Linked DNA regions of Homo sapiens: regions 1 and 2 are each linked to region 3. A link is a loop called in an ENCODE intact Hi-C map of the cell type or tissue named here. Cell type or tissue: CD14-positive monocyte. All regions are shown on one strand.

Region 1 (2,500 bases), 77 kb before region 3:
ATTCACCCCTGCCCCTTCGTGCTCCTGCTATGTTCTGTTCACACTGTGTTAACAACATTGGTCACATCTGTTTGCACTGCTGCTTTCCCCATTGCTATAGCTCCTAGGGATCTAACAATCCCTGTAGGTGCTTGCTATGGACTGACTTCTGACAACTTCCAAAAAACTCATATGCTGAAGCCCTAACCCCCAATATCACTATACCTGGAGATAGGCTCTTCAGCAGGTAATTAAGGTCAAATGAGGTCATAAGGGTGGAGCCCTAAGCAGACAGGACTGCAGCCTTATAAGAAGAAGAGATCTTTCTCTCTCTTCCTCCGCCACGTGAAGACATAGCAAGAAGGCAGCCATCTTACAAGCCAGGAAGAGAACCCTCACCAGAACTTCACCATGCTGGCACACTGATTTTGGACTTCCAGCCCCAAAAAGTGAGAAAATTAATTTCTATTGTTGAAGTCACACAGTCTCTGGTATTTTTATTATGGCAGCCAGGCTGACTACTACAGTGCTTAATGCATGGTGAGTGCATTTTTAAATGAATGGAAAAGGAAGAAAGAAACAGAAGAGGAAGAGGTGGAACAAATGGGGAGAAAGATGAAGAAAGCAGAAGTTAAGAATGAGAGAAACTAAGGAAACAGGAGGAAGAAGGTAGAGGATGGGAATGAGCTCATGAAGGAGCCAGTATCTCAGTGGAGACCATGCCAGTGTGAGGGAACTACTGCCAACTAGGAGGCAGGTGGGTGCAGGCTCCAGGGCCAGTGCTGAGCATCCAGGCACAAGACTTTTAAGAGAGAGTGTGTGTGTGTGTGTGTGTGTGTGTGTGTGTGTGTGTGTGTGTAATTTTTTCCCCTAGAGATAGCCTAGAGGGGCCACCTTTGTGCTTTTCTCAGAGGCTATGTGTCCTCATTGGCTGGGTAACAGCTGGGTGCCCTTGCCTCCCCGGCCAAAGGCAGCCGCCGTCCACACCCAGCTGCCTGAGGGACAAGGAGGGTGTTTACCCAATGGCCTGTGTCCTTAAAGGACTCTGCTCTCAGTTACACAGCAAACAGCTGGCCTCGAAGGGGCCTCGTCCTGGCCGCCGCGAGCGGGCGGCTTCTGCAGCGTTTAAGCTTCTATCTACCATGAAGATGCTTCCCCCACCCTCATGCCTCCTCCCGGGGGTGGGCATGAGGGGCACTTACGAGCTGAGACCTCACAGGCGACATTTTTTAAGCTGCTCATTCTGACGGAACAGTCCCCAAGACAAACACAAGGCTTTCTGTCTCCCAGGGCTTGTGCGACTTGGTTTCAGACTCTGCCACCCACTGCCGCAGACAGCGGCCGTCTTCCCAGGAAGAAGACATTTCCTGGCGGGGTACCGGGACTGACGGGCGGCGGCGCAGGGCAGTGCCAGCCGGGCCCAGGAAGTGAACGCGCTGGGCCCGCGAAGGAGCGCGTCGCCCGCCCTGAGGGGGGCAGTGCAGCGCCCACCGCGCGCCTTCGCCAGTCCCCTGGCACCGTTGCCCTGGCCAGGGGCCGGGAGAGGGCGTGGCAGCGCGGCAGTGCGCCTACGCACCGGGGGCACTGGGGATCCCGCCCCCACGCTGGTTCCCGCGCTTTCAAGAGCCTCAGAGCCCCGAGACAAGGGGGTGTCGGCTCTACCCACCTGGCCCAGCCCGAAAGAACAGGGCCAACATTTTGAAACCAAACCAATAATAGAATTGGAATACTTTTGATCACTTTTTATTTTCCTTTTCTGGAGGAGAGTTGTGGGGCGGGGGTGGGGAGCTGGTAGAGAGAATCTCAGGGCGCTGTGGCTTTGAGGGCGGGTTCCCTGCGCAAGCAGCAGTGCTCACAGTGCGAGCAATCATGGCTAGGCCCAGCCCGCGGTTAGTTGGGTGCAGGGACGTGACAGGACCGCGAGGGCTGATTCTTTAGTCTATTGTTCCCACTCCTCAGAAAGGACTCCTAGCAAATATATACTGCTAGTCCCAGCTTTCCCGATGGAATGGAACCCCTTGCTTTGCTTTGCTGTCGCTATTCAGGATGGGGATTTTGTCCATGCAGAAAGACATTTACATTATCTACACTGGAATGCCGGCCCACTAGCCTGGCAAAATGCTGAGCCAGCTATTAGATCTGGACTCGTGGAGGAGTGGAGATTTGCCTCCATTCAAGCAACCACATACTTCCCTGGAAGCTGGGAGGAGCACCACTAAGTCCACCCTCTCCTGCCTGGCTCCTTGGTAGTGCTTCTCAAACATTATCACTTGGACAAATCACCTGAGGTCCTTGTTAAAAGTCTGATTTAGAAAATCTGGGGAATCCGGTGGCACCCGAGACTGCATTTTTAACAAGCTCCCAGGTGATGCAGCTACTGCTGTGCACCACACCTTGAGAAGCAAGGGGTACAACATTGCTCTCAACTGCGGCTGCACATTAAAATTAACTTGGGGAGCTTTAAGAACTAATTAGGCCAGGACCCCCACCCCCAAGATATTCTGATTTAGTTGGTCTAGGT
Region 2 (2,500 bases), 55 kb after region 3:
CTGAAAGTCCAGAAATGAACTCTCACATTTATAGATTTTCAACAAGGGTGCCAAGACAAGTCTATGGGAGAAGAATAGTCCTTTCAACAAATGGTGCAGAGACAACTGGATAGCTACAGGCAAAAGAAAGAATGTGGACCCTCTACCTCACACCATATATAAAAATTAACTCAAAATGGATCAAAAACCTAAATGTAAGAGCCAAAACTGTACAGCTCTTACAAGAAAACAAGGGCATAAATCTTCATGACTTTGGATTAGGCAACAGTTTCTCAGATATGACACCAAAAAGTACAAACAACAAAAGAAAAAAATAGACAAACTGGACTACATCAAAATTTAAAAATTTTGTGCTCCAAAGGACACTATCAAGAAAATTAAAAGATAACCCATGGAATAGGAGAAAATATTTGCAAATTGTATATCTGGTAAGAGACTTGCATACAGATTACATAAAGAACTCTTACAACTCAACAATAAAAAAGACAAACAATCCAATTAAAAAATAGACAAAAGCTCTGAACAGACACTTCTCCAATGAGCACATAAAAATGGCCAATAAGCACATGAAAAGATATTCGACATCATTAGTCATCAGGGAAATGCAAATCAAAACCACAATGAGATACCACTTCACATTCACTAAGATGGCTAGACTCAAAATGTCAGATAATAAGTGTTGCAGAGGATGTAGAGAAACTGGAACCCTCAGGCACTGCTAGTGGGGGTATAAAATGGTGCAGCCACTTTGGAAAACAGTTCAGCAGTACCTTAAAGGTTAAACATAGAGCTACCATGTGACCTAGCTATTTTACTCCCAGGTATATAGCCAAGAGAAATGAAAATATATGGCCATGCAAAAATTGGTACACAAATGTTCATAGCAGCATCACTCATAATAATCAAATGGTGGAAACAATCCAAATGTCCATCAACTGATGAATGGATAAATGAAATGTGGTATATCCATATAATGGAATATCATTTGGCCATATAAAGGAACGAAGTACTGCTACATAGTACAACATGGACAAACCTCGAAAACATGCTAAGTAAAAGAAGCCAGTCACAAAAGACCACATATTGTATGATTTCATTTACATGAAATACCCAGAAGAGAGAAATCTGTACTAAAAGGAAGTAGATTAGTGGTTGCCTAGGGGTGTGGCTGGGGAAGTTCAGGGGAAAGGGAGAGTGACTGCTAATGGCTACAGGGTTTCTTAGGGTGGAAGGGTAACGAAAATGCTCTAAAATTGATTGTTATAATGATTGTACAACTCTGTGAATATTCTAGACCAGTGAATCATACATTTTAAATAGGGATCAGTTGGGCGCAGTGGCTCACGCCTGTAATCCTCTACTTTGGGAGGCTGAGGTGGGCAGATCATCTGAGGTCAGAAGTTCGAGACCAGCCTGACCAACATGGAGAAACCCCGTCTCTACTAAAAAATACAAAATTAGCTGGGCGTGGTGGCACATGCCTGTAATCCCAGCTACTCAGGAGGCTGAGGCAGGAGAACCCGGGAGGCGGAGGTTGCAGTGAGCTGAGATTGCACCACCGCACTCCAGCCTGGGTGACAGAGCGAGACTCCGTCTCAAAAAAAAAAAAAAAAAAAATTGGGACCTATGGTATGTGAATCATATCTCAATAAAGTTCTTATTAAAAAAAGAAAGCTCAGCTGGGCACGGTGGCTCACGCCTGTAATCCCAACACTTTGGGAGGCTGAGGCGGGAGGATCACGAGGTCAGGAGATGCAGACCATCCTGGCCAGGATGGTGAAACCCTGTCTCTAGTGAAAATACAAAAATTAGCCAGGCATGGTGGCGGGCGCCTGTAATCCCAGCTACTCGGAGGCTGAGGCAGAGAATTGCTTGAACCTGGGAGGTGGAGTTGCAATGAGCCGAGATCACACCACTGCACTCCAGCCTGGGTGACAGAGCAAAACTCCATCTCAAAAAAAAAAGCTCAAGTAATATTTTTTTTTAGGAAAGTACTTTATATACTTTAAAGATATACTTTATATATCTTAAATAGGACAGCTGGGAGAGTTTCCACAACTTTTGCATATTCCAGTTAGGAAGCCCCCTTCTACCACAGTAACCACATCACTAACTCTAATACAATCCCCTGACCTCTGTCTTTGCCCCTATAGCATTTTATGCTTTCCTCATCAAGGCACTTTTCACAATGTTGAGCAATGGCCTGTTTACTTGTTTCTTGCCCCCACTAGACAATGAGCTCCTTGAGAGCAGGGACATCGTTTGCCTCATTCATTGGTATAACCCTGGCAGCTAGTACAGTGGCTGGCACAGAGTCACTCAATATACACCAAAGAAATGACTAAATCTTAATCTACATCAAGGACACAAAGATCTGAAGGCAACATCAGGGCAGGTGTAGAGGCAGGGAAGCTGGGGTGATTAGAATACAATATTGCCTAATTATATTTCCAAGCTGTAAATTAGCCTCCGCCCTCTCTATATCGACCCAGCCTTAAGT
Region 3 (2,500 bases):
CAATTCCTAACTGGGTGACCTTGACCAAGTCATTTTACCTCTCTGGGCCTCAGTTACCCCATCTGTAAAATGAGGATCATAACAGTAATCTTACAGCATATGGTTGTTGTGAGAATTCAATGAATATGTATATTGCTCTGAGCACCACCTAGCACATTCTAAGTGTTAAATAAGTGTTAGCTATAATGATTTCCTCACACTGGCAAGAGGATGGCTCAATTTTTAAAAAAGAATTCTTGTTAAAATTAAGATAAACCACCTCATTTAAAAAAAACTTTGTCTCATAGGAAATTTTAAACACACACAAAGATAAAGAAAATAGCATCATAATCTCCAGTGTCCCTTCATCCAGCTTCAATAATCCTTGACTCATGGCCATTCTTGTCTTGTCTATAACCCCATGTTCATTACCACCACAACCACCCCCTCTGCTGCTGGATTCTTTTAAAAGTAAATCCTAGATAGTGTGTCATTTCTGCCGTCAACACAGAACTCTTTCAAAAACAGGAACACACTATGATCATATATAAACACTAACAAGAATTCTTTGACATCAAATAGCCAGTGTTTTCAAAGCTCCACATCCTGGAGCCGCTATCTGATCTCCATCATCTTGGAGCCTGTGGCTGCAACCAGACCTCACCCGGCTCCTCTGTTTCCCTGCTTCCCCAACTCCAGGTGCGGGACGCTGTGGCTGTGATCCGGTACTTGGTCTGGCTGGAGAAGAACGTGCCCAAAGGCACAGTGGATGAGTTCTCGGGGGCAGAGATCGTGGACAAGTTCCGAGGGTGAAGAGCCACGGCCGTCCTTTTTGGCTGACTGTCTTTTAGTGTGGCAGTGGGGGCAGGGAGGGGGAATTTGTCCCCTTACTTAGCAGAAAGGAAGATCCTCCTCATATGCGTGCTGGGTGGGGGAGGGCTCTGGAGAACAAGGAGTGACAGGTTCTTGGGTGGTCGGGGAGTTGAGCAGGGGGCGTTGGATGATATTTCCCGCCCCGCTGAAAGCAGGACAACTCGAAGGGCCACAACCCAATAGCGTCCCCTAGTGTCTGCTTCAGGTACGGTCTGAATCTCCCTGGGGGGTGCTGTGGCTCAGACCAGGTCAGCCCCTGGACCACTTGAGAATACCAGGTAGGGAGGAGGATTCCCGAAGGCATGCTTGGCCCAGGTCAGGGCCGGATTGTAGGTTTGAGGTACAGGATGCTCTCCCAGGACTGGGGGAGTTTTCAGATACAGAGAGCTGGGTTTCTTCACTCCTATCCGTAAAATGGAGGTGGAGAGGAAATAATGTGTGTCTACAGTGTGTCCTCTGATCTTCCTCTATAAATGACAGGTCAGGGCTTGAGGAGATGGAACCAGGAGGTGAGGGCTGGGAGAGCCAAATGGTGTCCAGTTGAGAGGTAGAGGCAGCCATGACCTTCATTGGATTTGATTAGATATCCCGGGCCCAGCCTAGTCCAGGGGCCCATTCATTGACCATGCCTTGCCTTGTACTTTCCAGAGAAGAACAGTTCTCCTCCGGACCCAGTTTTGAAACCATCTCTGCTAGTGGTCTGAATGCTGCCCTGGCCCACTACAGGTACTTGAGGAAAAAGAATTTTCTAGGGCCCTGTTGGGGCATCCTGTTGTGTGTGTAGAGGAACAGGGTGAGGGGAGGGGGATGTTCTGGGACCTGAGTCCACGTTGAAGGTCCGAGGCCCCTAGCCCTGTGGGGGCTGGGAGAGGAGCTCAGTGTGGAGTAGGGAGTTGCCTTGTAATGAAAAGGCCTGAGAGCTGGAGGCTGGGGGACCTGGAAGGAAGACACCGATGCCATTGGATGCTTTTCCCTGGCTTCCCATGTGTTGCTTATGTTAGCTAATGCTTAAAGCTCACGAGTTCACATGGAGAGAGGTCTGTTCACTCAGCCTGAACCAGCCAAGGTGGGCCCAAGATACAGGCTAGCCAGGTGTTTGGCCCTATAGAAAACAAACCCCTGCAGGCCTGCCTGATGAAAAGCTGACCAGCTGCCTCCGCCTGGCATGGGCACAGCAGGGAGAGGTCAATGCCCTCCAAGGGAGTGCCTGACATGTCCCAGAATTCCCTCCCCTGGTGTCCCCTGGTGTCTCCCACGCCTTCGGCTGCCTTGCCCCAGCCCCTCCTACCCACTCGGGCTAGAGTGGCAGGGTGGGTGCTCCTCGGCTTTACCACCTCTTGCTCAGCAGCCCCACCCTGGAGGTATCCTCCCTTCCTGTGCTCTGCTTCTTCTCAGGGCCCTCTGCTCTCGGAGGCAGCAGGAAGTTAGAGACAAAGGGCCGGAGGGAGCATCTGGGTAGAGGCCCAGCTCTTTGCCGCTTTACCGCGCATCCTCGTGCAAGCCCCTTGGCCTCCATAGGCCTGCTTCTCCTTATGGAAAAGGAGACAGCTGAGCTGGGGGGTCTCTAGGGCTCTCCCAGCTCTCATATTCTGGGCTTTACCCTCTCTCTCCTCCCTGGGGACCAGGGCCTGGCTCAGCCAGGTGCAGG

What was found. Peaks named below come from ENCODE experiments on the same cell type or tissue, not always from the same donor. Only the 100,000 strongest peaks of a DNase experiment are listed, where the experiment ranks them.
Region 1: a loop joins it to region 3, with 2.5 times the contacts of the local background. A loop is called at or near these places in 2 of 110 quality-filtered maps.
Region 2: it touches region 3 in a loop (5-fold over the local background); 8 of 110 quality-filtered maps call a loop at or near these places.

The regions. Positions count from the first base shown.
Region 1 is chrX:129,676,948-129,679,447 of GRCh38, forward strand. It overlaps LOC105373334 (a long non-coding RNA gene), which reads right to left and starts at 1,523. Exons shown (of 2, transcript XR_938580.4): 1 at 1,182-1,523. RefSeq lists an enhancer at 1,028-1,197 and a silencer at 1,428-1,607. In CD14-positive monocyte, CTCF peaks have their summits at 1,437 (motif pointing right) and 1,638; a DNase peak (open chromatin) is centred at 1,444; H3K4me3 peaks cover 1,537 bases; H3K27ac peaks cover 815 bases.
Region 2 is chrX:129,808,392-129,810,891 of GRCh38, forward strand. All of the region lies in intron 10 of ZDHHC9 (zDHHC palmitoyltransferase 9), which reads right to left. Among named protein-coding and RNA genes, the nearest start is that of SASH3, 30 kb to the left of the region's middle. In CD14-positive monocyte, no CTCF peak of the experiment used is centred here; DNase peaks (open chromatin) are centred at 600 and 1,180; H3K4me3 peaks cover 487 bases; H3K27ac peaks cover 1,564 bases.
Region 3 is chrX:129,753,794-129,756,293 of GRCh38, forward strand. XPNPEP2 (X-prolyl aminopeptidase 2) reads left to right here. Exons shown (of 21, transcript NM_003399.6): 12 at 679-788; 13 at 1,501-1,578. Among named protein-coding and RNA genes, the nearest start is that of XPNPEP2, 16 kb to the left of the region's middle. RefSeq lists an enhancer at 2,092-2,500. In CD14-positive monocyte, CTCF peaks have their summits at 1,039 (motif pointing left) and 1,242; a DNase peak (open chromatin) is centred at 448; H3K4me3 peaks cover 630 bases.